3 separate regions of the Homo sapiens genome follow, and regions 2 and 3 are each linked to region 1. Evidence: chromatin contacts called from ENCODE Hi-C or POLR2A ChIA-PET data. All regions are on one chromosome and are shown on one strand. The core of a region is the stretch at or near the end of the contact, and the rest is flanking DNA. Distances in the headings are between cores, read along the strand shown.

Evidence for each region. A loop is a pair of places that touch in the nucleus more often than their neighbours do. ChIA-PET counts read pairs that join two places held with the same protein, here RNA polymerase II (POLR2A). Pooled maps may share reads with other maps.
Region 2: a loop to region 1 is called in a map of CD14-positive monocyte, with 25 times the contacts of the local background. The contact joins the promoter of URB1-AS1 here to the promoter of CBR3-AS1 in region 1. A Hi-C loop is called at or near these places in 1 of 168 maps with a recorded cell type or tissue (CD14-positive monocyte), 1 of 37 single-sample maps with no recorded cell type and 4 of 50 pooled maps.
Region 3: a loop to region 1 is called in a pooled map, with 15 times the contacts of the local background. The contact joins the promoter of PAXBP1 here to the promoter of CBR3-AS1 in region 1. A Hi-C loop is called at or near these places in 1 of 37 single-sample maps with no recorded cell type and 10 of 50 pooled maps. POLR2A ChIA-PET finds 5 or more read pairs at or near these places in 1 of 52 experiments (WTC11).

What each region holds. Positions count from the first base shown.
Region 1 is chr21:36,154,555-36,158,156 of GRCh38, reverse strand. It overlaps CBR3-AS1 (CBR3 antisense RNA 1), which reads left to right and starts at 1,849. Exons shown (of 3, transcript NR_038893.1): 1 at 1,849-1,940. It overlaps DOP1B (DOP1 leucine zipper like protein B), which reads right to left and starts at 1,333. Exons shown (of 37, transcript NM_001320714.2): 1 at 1,214-1,333. RefSeq lists silencers at 839-1,138, 1,169-1,718 and enhancers at 1,899-1,958, 2,039-2,088, 1,473-2,139, 2,140-2,807.
Region 2 is chr21:32,391,135-32,394,736 of GRCh38, reverse strand. URB1-AS1 (URB1 antisense RNA 1 (head to head)) reads right to left here and starts at 1,604. Exons shown (of 1, transcript NR_026845.1): 1 at 777-1,604. URB1 (URB1 ribosome biogenesis factor) reads left to right here and starts at 1,725. Exons shown (of 39, transcript NM_014825.3): 1 at 1,725-1,968. The coding sequence starts at 1,827. RefSeq lists enhancers at 1,123-1,372, 895-1,676, 1,523-1,817, 1,677-2,459.
Region 3 is chr21:32,770,198-32,773,799 of GRCh38, reverse strand. PAXBP1 (PAX3 and PAX7 binding protein 1) reads left to right here and starts at 2,045. Exons shown (of 18, transcript NM_016631.4): 1 at 2,045-2,474. The coding sequence starts at 2,132. EPCIP-AS1 (EPCIP antisense RNA 1) reads right to left here and starts at 1,700. Exons shown (of 4, transcript NR_024623.1): 1 at 1,492-1,700. RefSeq lists an enhancer at 1,389-2,378.

The DNA of each region.
Region 1 (3,602 bases), core at 600-3,099:
TGTCAGCAAGAAATCTCTCTCTTTACCCATTTTTAATTTCATAGAAAATCAAATTCAGGGTTGGGCACTGTGGCTCATACCTGTAATCCCAGCACTTTAAGAGGCCGAGGTGGAAGGATTGCTTGAGCCCAGGAGTTTGAGACCAGACTGGGCAACATAATGAGACCTTCGTCTCAAAATAATAATAATAATAATAATTTAGAAAAAGAAAAAAACAAGTTCAAGAGAAAAACCAACTGCCAGATCCCAAAAAAGTTCACTGTAAATATGTCTATATGAAGGAACATTTCTCAGTTCGATGAAAATGAGGACAGTGACCCTACCACATAAGCAAAAACATTTAGCAACAGATAACAGATATGTACTATTAGTAATAAAATTGATAATGATCCTTAGTCCACAGCACAGAAACACTCATCACCAATGGGCTTAATCAACTCTGGGACACACTGTTTTGAATGTGGTCTTTCAAAGTGGCAATTAAATTGTACTGGAAAAAATTTAAGCCACCTAATGGCAGCAGACTTGTGGGGCCGGGGGGACGGTCTTCCCTCGCCTTACCAAAAAAATCCTAGCAAAGTCTTCCCAATTGTGGGGCTGCAGTCGCGAGTGTAAGGCAACACTGCGGGTAACAGTCCCCGCGAGCAGCCGGGAACCCTGCAGGGCGCAGGGGCCAGGCTGGCAGAGCGCGCACTGCGGCCCGGATCCCTTCTCCTGGGGACTGGCTGGAAGACTGGGGTCTTCCCCAACGAGGAAAGCCCTTAGTTCTCACAGGTCTGCGTCCCCAGCCTCCTCCCCAGCCAGGGCACCAGCAAACAAAGGCTGAGCGTCTCTTCGTGGGCCGGCCCCGGGAGGGCGCGCGGGCCGCGACCCACCCCTGGACCTGCACCTGCCGCCCCGCTCGGCGAGGGCGTGGCCGGCATCATATCCTCCGCGCCAGGGTCGGGTAACCCTAGGGGACCCCACCCAGTCTCCCCGCTGCCCTCCCGGTCTCCGGCCCCGAGCTCTCCGCCCCCGCACTGCAGCAGAGCGCGCCGCAGGCCCGGGCCGCGCGCCGGTAAGCCACCTGCACCCCGGGCCGCCCCACGGCGCCGCCCAAGCCCTCTGGACCCGGAGAAGGACCCGCGGGCCGGCGGGGAGGAGATGCCCGGCTCCTCCGGCTTCGCCCAGCGGCTGAGGACTGGACGCCGGACAGGGCGCAGGCACGACTTACCGCGGCAGTGGCCCTGTTGGCGGGCGCGCTCACGTGCGGCGCGGAGGAGCCCTCCGGGCTGGGGGAGAGAGACTGGGCAGGGCTGCGGCGCGGCCGGGAGCCAGAACCGCCGAGGAAGAGCCGGAGAACCAGCGGCAGCGGCTCTTCCCCACCGCGCGGGTCGGGGCGGAGCCTGGAAGCCGGGCCTCGGCGCTTGGGGCGGGGCTGGAAGGCGGGGCTGGACGCCTGGAGGCGGGCTCAGGGGCGGGACCTGGAGGTGGGCCATAGGCGCGCGGGGGCGGGGTTTCCGCGGGCGGGGCGGAACTAGAAGACGGGGCCTGACCGAAGGAGGCGGGATCAAGGGCGGGGCCTGGAAGTGGGCTGTCCCTACAGGGGCGGGGCCTCGGCTGGCCGGGCTAGGCTGGAAGGCGGGGCCTGACTCATGAAGGTGGGATCAAGGGCGGTGCCTGGAGGCGGGCCATAACAACAGGGGCGGGGCCTCGACGGGCTGGGCTGGACTGAAAGGCCAGGCTTGACTCACGGAGTCGGGGTCAGGGGCGGGGCCTGGAGGTGGGCCTTAGACGCGGGGGCGGGGCTTCGGCTTGGGAGCAGGGCTTGGGGAGGGCCCCGGCGTACTGGGGCGGTTCAGTCGCCTCAGCCGCGGTGTGAGGGAGCGGGAGTCTTCCTTAGCTTCTCCGCCATGGGTGTCGCTTCGTAGCCGGGCTGCTCCGGGAAAGGCCTCGTACAGGTGAGCGGGGCGGCGTTCGCGCCTCACCTGGGGACCCCCGACACAACCGAGTGGAAGGGGACATTGGTCAGTGCCCGCCCAAGGTCGTCCGCGCGTGTGTCGGCCCTCGGAGGTGCTTTGGAGTCACTCACAGAAACGGAGAAGCGGGGGCTCCTCGAAGGGTGCGCGGCACCTGGTTCACCCCATCTTTTCCCTCTGGACCACGTCCAAGCCCTCCACACACGTTTGGGGCGCAGGGGGCGCGGCGGGCTTGGGACCCCTGCTAAGTTGCCCCAGCCCGCACGGGCCTCAGGTTTCCGACCCTGGGCGACAGGAGAGGTGAGATCATTTCTACCTGGACAGAGCTTATCACGTGGACTGTGGCTCAGGAAGGAGACCTTGACGTCAACCTTAGAAAGCATTCATATCTCCAGACAATCACCAGCCCCTGCCTGCCATCCTCTCGAGCGCTGGGACCTAGACGGTCCAGTCCGACCGCTTCAGGGTAGGACGCACCTGGAGGGTGCGCGGTAGGCAGTGCTCACCTGAGCACAGGCCCTGTCCCCACCCAGCTGTGGCTCCAGCCAACCCGAAGTGGGCCACTTGTGGATGAAGGCTGTCATTTCTGCAGTGGCCTCGCTCCTTTTAACTCCCGAGCGTCCTTTAGAAATGTTCAGACCAGGTCTGGAGTTCGTGAAGGCGAGGCAGTGGTCAATGAGCTTGGGAGGTGGGGGAGGTCATGAGCACCTGGAAGTTGTTTAGAACACTTTGTGTATATGCATGTTTCTAGGGGAGGGGTATATTATCAGCTTCCAAAGTGGATCTATCACTTCCCTGGAAACACTAAGAATATTTTAATAGCTTGGGATGCTGGACCTGTGGCCCAGCCAGGCTGCTGATTCTGATTTTGTCTCCATTTGGCATATACCAAGTGCCCCAGATGTAAATCCTCTCATGGTCAATTTGAGGAATGGTCTTAAGATAGAAGCAGAGAGAAACGAAAAGATTGAGCCATAGTTAGCAGGAAAAAAAATTAATTTCATGAAAATTGATTTCCTAATGAGAATATGATAAACTGGTTTTACAAAAGCAGCAAACAAAACCAGCAAAAACCAAAAAACAACAAAAAAAAAACAAGAAGATGGCAAGCAGGTGAGTTTTTTTTTTTTTTAGGTTCTTCAAATCCTAGTCACACTCAACACTGCACTGAACAGAGATGAAAGAACTGCTTTACACTTAACATTGAAAAAAGAAGTAGTCTGTTTGTGCCAAAGCCACCATGCACATACAATCTGTGCCTTGTATTCATATACCACCTATCTGTAAAGGATTCCAGGTGTGTGTGCGTGTGGGGGGGTTTAATTTAATTTTGACAAATTCATTTGTAAATCATAATTTAAAAAACTCAATTTATAATTGACAGTATACTGTCAATTACTGTATACTGTATACAATATACTGATACTGACAGGATTGACAGTAAATGTACAACATTGAGATTTGAGTATTCTGGCCGAGCGCAGTGGCTCACGCCTGTAATCCCAGCACTTTGGGAGGCCGAGGCAGGTGGATCACCTGAGGTCAGGAGTTCGAGACCAGCCCGACCAATATAGTGAAACCCTGTCTCTACTAAAAATACAAAAATTAGCTGGGTGTAGTGGTGTGCACCTGTAGTCCCAGCTA
Region 2 (3,602 bases), core at 355-2,854, 3.8 Mb after region 1:
CTGAGCCACACTTGCCATCCATACATCTCTGGCTAAGGCTGTAAATGGGCACTGCCAACTTCTGTTTCTTTGTTTTTAATTTGGGACTAGGATACACTGGGTGAGTCCTGGCTCCACCAGTTACTAGCTGGATAATCCTGGGAAGTTCCTCATGCTCTTTAATTGTTTGTAAAGCAAACCAGCACAGAGGGATGGTAATTTGCCCAAGGTCACACAGGCAGAAACTGAACTCAGGGCTTTTGACTGTTTCCTAACTCTTTCTGATAACTTTTTGGTTGGGACCACCATGGCAGAAAACAAAGTTGGTGGTTAGCGATTAACCAAAGAAGAGGACCAGTGTGGATAATCAGTCAGAATTAAGTCTGTATTCACTAATGAGTGTTGCCTTTTACAGATGACTTTTTGAGCATATTCCCCTCTCTTAACATTGCTGCATTAGCTCATATCTGCTAGGGGTGACACCCTCTCTCTGACCTGCCTACAACATAGACATCTCCACAGGCACAATCATCTTGTCGGGACAGAGGCTCAGCGTCAACACACGTGCTTTTTCTACTAGAAACTCTGAGACCCCAACAGGCCACAAAAGCCCACATCCTCAGATGTTCAAAACACATCTGCTTACAGAATATGAAACACAATTTTCTTAGACTAGAGGACAACCTGATGGAGAATTTCAGTAATCACCAAGTTACTTATCTAATGCGCTGGTTCATGATTTATTTGGACACATACCTAAGTATCGATGAAGTCGTATTAAAATATGTACCAGCCTGTTTTTACTTATTTTTACTTTCATTTTATTTCAGAGCATTTAATGCGGTTTACAAATCAATCACATCTTCCAAAAACACACTGTGTTGTTTTTCTCCTCAAAGCAGTTTTTCATACATTGCATCATTTTCTGTTCATAACAGTCCCAAGGACTGGATAGGGTCGGCTTTGCTGTCTCCATTTTAATGACAGGAACTTAGATGTGGAGGCCTTACGCTGTCCAGGAAGGGGTTTTACAGACGTTACTTCGTTTGGTCTTCTCCTCCCACCCTGCACGGCGCAAAGAGCCCATCAGTTTGCGGAAGTCTGGGGTGGAGGACAGTCTGGAGTGACAGGCTGCTACCAGACCAGTCGATCTGGTTCGGGCTGTGACATAAGCTAGGGGTCGAAGTCAGGGGCACCCGCACAGGCGGACCTGCCTGGCACCTAGCCAAGGCGAATCCACCTTCCCGGCCAGCCACCAGGGCCTTGAATTGGCAAAGTATCGAATCCTGTTGTGTGTGAAGCAAGCTCTTCATGCGACACCTTCAGGGCGACCTCGGGTCAAGAACTACTCATTGTGCTGCTTGGACGCGCCGGGGCCCGAGTCTTCGTGGATCGGCCAGGCCAGGAGTGAAAGGTCTGGGAGTTCTTCCGGCCAAGAGCACCCGAAGAGCCACTGGGATCAGAAATGCGCCCCGGTGGACCCCAAACCCTGCAGCCGGGGGCGGGGGGTGTCGTGGAGTGTCCGCTCGCCCCATGCCGTGACCGGGACAACCGGTACAGCAAACTCACATGGAGCCCCAAGACTCTGGATCCCCAAGACTCTGGATCCCTATCGCCCCGCCCCTTCTGCAGGCCACGCCCCTTCCGCCGGTCCCAGCCTCGCGCGGGTCGGCCCCTTCCGCCGGCCTTTCCCCGAGCCCCGCCTCTTCCGCCAGCCCCGCCTCTTCCGCCAGCCCCGCCTCTTCCTGCGCCATGTGGGCCTGAAGCGCGTGTCTGCTGTCTGTGCCAGTGCTCCTGCCGGGTCCCCTCAGGTGTGTCGTTTCCGTCGCGCTTCCGCCCTCTCGGCCATGGGGGTCCCCAAGAGGAAGGCCTCGGGCGGCCAGGACGGCGCGGCTTCCTCCGCGGGTGCAGCCAAGCGCGCCCGCAAAGAAGAGCTCACGGGCGTGCGGTTCAAGGCTCAGCTGAAGGACCCGCAGGGCCCCGGGCCAGGTGAGTCCGGGGCGGCAGGCGCAGGGTCGGGAGCACAGGCTGGCGAGGCGGCCTCCGTGTGCCGGGCACAGCCTCTCCTTTCTGCAGCTTTCGGGTCACATAGGCTCAGTGGCAAGCCTCTGGTTTGCAGAAAACTGAGGTTCAGGACTGCTGTGTACTTCCTTGCTCTGGACTGTCGGCGACAGCGAGAGGGCCCCGACTTGCTTGATTGGGACCGTTTCATGTTACAACACATTTATTTCCCTTGCCCAGGCAGCATCCCTCAGCGAGCTCTAAAACCTCTTTATTGCAGTTGTCAGGGAAGTAAATGAAGTGTCCTTCTCTATTGAGTCCTTACTGAGTCGGCTCAGGACGGTTCATGAGACAGTTTGCTACTCCTTGGGCCGTCAGCACCGTTTTCAATAGCTTCCATCCCCCAACACTCATACTGACTTGATGACTTGTAACAAGCTACTAGAAGCCACCACAGCTACTTGTCAGTTGACCAGGAATGGGCCAGTGACTGAGATGTAGCCGACTCTATAATTTAATTACACTTTTTGTAAAGTGTGACCACCCTTCGCGACTACTTGTAATCGTTTGGAAAGTAACATGGTTTGGGAAAAACGCAATTGAACGTGTTGCCATGTGGAAGCATTGCTCTAAAATAAAACAGTGGCAGTTTTTCTCCCAGGTTAAATAAACGATTAAATTAATGGCCAAAATATCTTCAACTTCCAATTTTTGTCCTCATTTTTTTTTTTAAACGACAGGGTCTTGCTCTGTTGCCCAGGCTGAAGTGCAGTGGCACTATCATAGCTCACTGCAGCCTTGAACTTCTGGGCTTAAGCTGTCCTCCCACCTCAGCCTCCCAAGTAGCTGAGATTGTAGGTGCACAACACCATGCCCAGCTATGTTTTTTTTTTTTTTTTTACTTTTTGTAGAGATGGAATCTCACTATGTTGTCCAGGCTGCCCTCGAACTCCCAGTCTCAAGCAATCTTCCCACCTTGTCTTCTCAAAGGGCTGGGAGTATAGGTATGAGCCACCACACCTGGCCTGTTTTTAAACTTTGATACCTATACCTGTACTTGCTAGTCACAGCTAGGAAGATGATACTTAGTTAGCATAGAGTTATTTATTTCCGAATTCATTAAGTATTACTAGAGGCTATTATTTGCTACGGTAGAGATAAAGTGATGAATAAAAATGTCAAAAAGCCTCTGCCATTGTGGGGTTTACAAACAGTCGAGTGGGGCAGGCAGATATTGGTCAGTAAAATCACATACATACAGTTTCAAGCACGAGTTTTCCAAAGGAGAGGTACATGGTGCCTGAGGGTGTTTAACAGACCTTGGATCTAATCTGGGAGCTCAAAGAAGGCTCCCCTGAGGAAGTGGCTTTTCTTTTCTTTTTTTTTTAATCATACTTTAAGTTTTAGGGTACATGTGCACAACGTGCCCCTTTGTTACATATGTATACATGTGCCATGTTGGTGTCCTGCACCCATTAACTCGTCATTTAACCTTAGGTATATCTCCTAATGCTGTCCCTCCCCCCTCCCCCCGACCCGACAACAGGCCCCGGTGTGTGATGTTCCCCTTCCTGTGTCCATGTGTTCTCATTGTTCAGTTCCCACCTATGAGTGAGAACATG
Region 3 (3,602 bases), core at 796-3,295, 3.4 Mb after region 1:
TCCAGTCTGGGCCATAGAGCAAGACTCCGTCTCAAACAAATAATAAATAAATAAATAAATAAAATAAAAAGAAATGCTTGGAGTGCTCGGGATCTTCCACTTCAACCTGGAATTTAAATCTTACTGAAATTTCTACAGGATGGTGTGGGCAAACAGGCATCCTAATGTTTGCTGATATAAGTGCAAACTGCATAACTTCTATAAAAAGAAATTTAGAATTAGCAAAATCATAAATGCATATATTGAGATCTAGCAATTTCAATTCTATTTCATCCTACAGATGTAACAGTTTTTCAAAGCTTTTCATTACAGCACTGATTAAGACTAGAAATAATCTAAATATCAATGTTTATGGAACTGGTTAAATAAATTACGGTATATCCCAACAATGAATCACTACGCAGGTGGGTTAAAAAAAAAAATAGACGGCCGTGCGCGGTGGCTCACGCCTGTAATCCCAGCACTTTGGGAGACTGAGGCGGGCGGATCACGAAGTCAAGAGATTGAGATCATCCTGGCCAACAGAGTGAAATACAAAAATACAAAATAAATTAGCTGGGCGTGGTGGCACGTGCCTGTAATCCCAGCTACTAGGGAGGCTGAGGCAGAAGAATCACTTGAACCTGGGAGGCGGAGATTGCAGTGAGCGGAGATCGCGCCATTGCACTCTAGCCTGGGCGACAAGAGCGAAATTTAGTCTCAAAACAAACAAACAAAAAACCAAAAAAACACAACCCTTCATATACAGATATGGGCCGATCTCCAATCTACGGTAGGCTAAAAATGCAGCTTACACACCATCTGTGTAAAAAGGGGAACACATTAAAATATGCATATTTATTTGCTTTTATGTTCATGGAACATCTTTAGAGGATCATAAGAAACTGTTAACATTGCCACTGAGGAAGTGAACAGCCTTCCAGACATGGGTGGATTTTTTTCACTCTACCGAATACCCTTTTAATTTCGAAACATCAAAATGAATTCGCATGCACAGGTGCATGCCCGAAGGAAAAACTTCTAGTTCGGTGATGAGATAGGGAAAGCCGGTGAGTTCAACCTTAGGCGCAATCACCCTGTGAAGGTGTGGCCAGCGAGGGCTTTGTCACGCAAGTCTGAGAACTGTCACAACCTTCCCCACCCCCTGCTCTATTTTCCTTCCACTTGTTTCTGAAACTCACTAAGCTTTGGAAAGTATTTAGTCATAGAATTGCTTGCAAACTTGGCATTCTTTAGAAAACACGGAAACACTTTTGCTTTCCTTGTTCCTGAAAGACTGGGGAACGGGGGACATCAAGCCAGGTAACATTGTATCATAACTGAAATTCAATGTCTTTGAAGTAACATTGTACCATAAATGAAATTCAATGTCTTTGAAGTAACATTGTATCATAAATAAAATTCAATGTCTTTCTAAGAGCTCTGTAGCTATAAAGCTGTAGAAATACAAAGTATTACTCAAGAATAACTAGTAATTACCAATAGTCACACCTCAGGTCAAAGTTTGGAGAGGACTATTCCACCTACTAGATCACACTTTCCTTCCCGAAAGCCGCTTCTCTCTCTGGCCTCTCCCCTCCTCCTCCTCCCTCATCTGTTTGGCGGGAGGCTTCCTCACATTACCGCTCCGCGTAAGTGCGAAGACGCACTGCAGCAGCGCCGTCTGAGGGACAACAGAGCCTACTCTTTCTTCTCATCTCTATGATCCTCTTTGTGACCTGTCAAACAACACCAGAGTTCCATGCTAATAGTACTCCACTCCGACAGAGAGCGATGCAAAGAGCCGACGCTCTCGCGAGAGGTGTGGGGCTCTCTCTCTCTCTCTCGCTCTCTCTCTCTCTCTCTCTCTCGCTCTCTCTCTCTCTCTCTCTCTCTCTCTCTCTCTCTCTCTCTCTCTCTCTCTCTCTCTCTCTCTCTCTCTCTCTCTCTCTCTCTCTCTCACTCTCTCTCTTTCTCCAAGTATTGAGAGCGCGTGGGAGCATAGGCGCATGCGCGCTCGTGGGGTGCGCGGTAGCAACAGAGGACTCGACCCGGCTGGAGCTCCGGAGAGCGCGCGTGCGCCGTCACGAGCTCGGCGCTGCCGGGGCCGCGGTGTGGAAGCGAGTATTCGACCGCCGTGCGGGCCGCGGGGATGTTCCGAAAGGCCCGGCGGGTGAACGTGCGCAAGCGGAACGACTCCGAAGAGGAAGAGCGGGAACGCGATGAGGAGCAGGAGCCGCCGCCGTTGTTGCCGCCGCCGGGCACGGGCGAAGAGGCGGGCCCCGGTGGCGGCGACAGGGCCCCTGGCGGGGAGTCGCTGCTGGGCCCGGGGCCGTCGCCGCCTTCCGCGCTGACCCCGGGCCTCGGGGCTGAGGCCGGGGGCGGCTTCCCCGGCGGCGCGGAGCCCGGCAACGGGCTGAAGCCGCGCAAGAGGCCTCGCGAGAACAAAGAGGTGCCCCGGGCCAGCCTGCTCAGCTTCCAGGACGAGGAGGAAGGTAAAGTGCGCGCTTCGGACGCCCTTAGACGGCCGCATCCCCGACGCAGGCCCCCGTCCCCCGCCCCCGTATTCTCTGGACGCCCAGCCCCGGAGCCCTGGAACGGAGTCCCCTGCCGTCCGACCGGCTGCGAATCTTCCCCAGCCTCCGGCCTTCTGCTCGGGCAAGGGACGCGTTCCCGCGCTGCCCCCAGCCTTTTCTTAACCACCTCCTCTGCCACGGGGCCGGAGCTCAGATCAGGCATTCAGAGTGTTTCAGGGGAAATTCGGTGTTCCCTGTCCTGCCTCTTTTCTGCCTGGCGTGTTTCAGGGCCAACTTGGTGTGGGTCCCCTGGCTGCTCTTGGCATGCTTTCCGAGCCCTCTGCAGGTCACTGCGCCCACACTTCTTGGATGCTCTGTCCAGGCATCCTCGACCATGAAGGCCGAGTTTGTAAAAAGGAATACTAGGAGAGGGAACAGAAGCCTGGAGTTGCAGCTCTGGTTCTGAGTGACCTTGGGCCAGTCCCTTGCAGTCGCTGAGCCTCAGTTTACCCATAAAAGTAATTAGGGGTAGCAGATACCCAGCCTTCTTCGCACTGACTTTGGGAACAGTGAAGCGAGACGGTGTAAAAATAGTAAAAGCAAGGTAGTTTCTCCAATTCCTGTGGGAGGCCAGGCTGCAGTGGTTTTAGATTGCTGATCTTAAATGAGCCTTAAATCTTTTCTTCTGACCATTTGAATGTGCATAACCCAGTTAATTCCATGTTACGAAAAAAGAAATTAAGTTTTGTAAATCTTGCATTTTTATTCGAGAGGTTTCCAGTAAGGTAGGTAGTTTATCTTTGGCATTTCTGTTACTCTTTATTTGGTTTGAGAGGAGTACAGACAGATTTTTGTTTTTGAGATACATGAGCTATTTTTTTTTAAGTATTTAGTACTTTTAAAATTTCAAATCAAAGAAAAGTGATTTGCCCTTACCTTAGCTTTAAAACCACTATGTCAGCTTGTGGTGGATGTAGTTACTCAGAATTGACAGCACCTTTTTATTTTAGATATTTTGTTTCGGATTCGTTAATAACTTGGTGATGTGGTTTTTCAGAAACATTTTGAATGATTTTTTCCCCTCTCAAATAGATGATTTAAGGACGA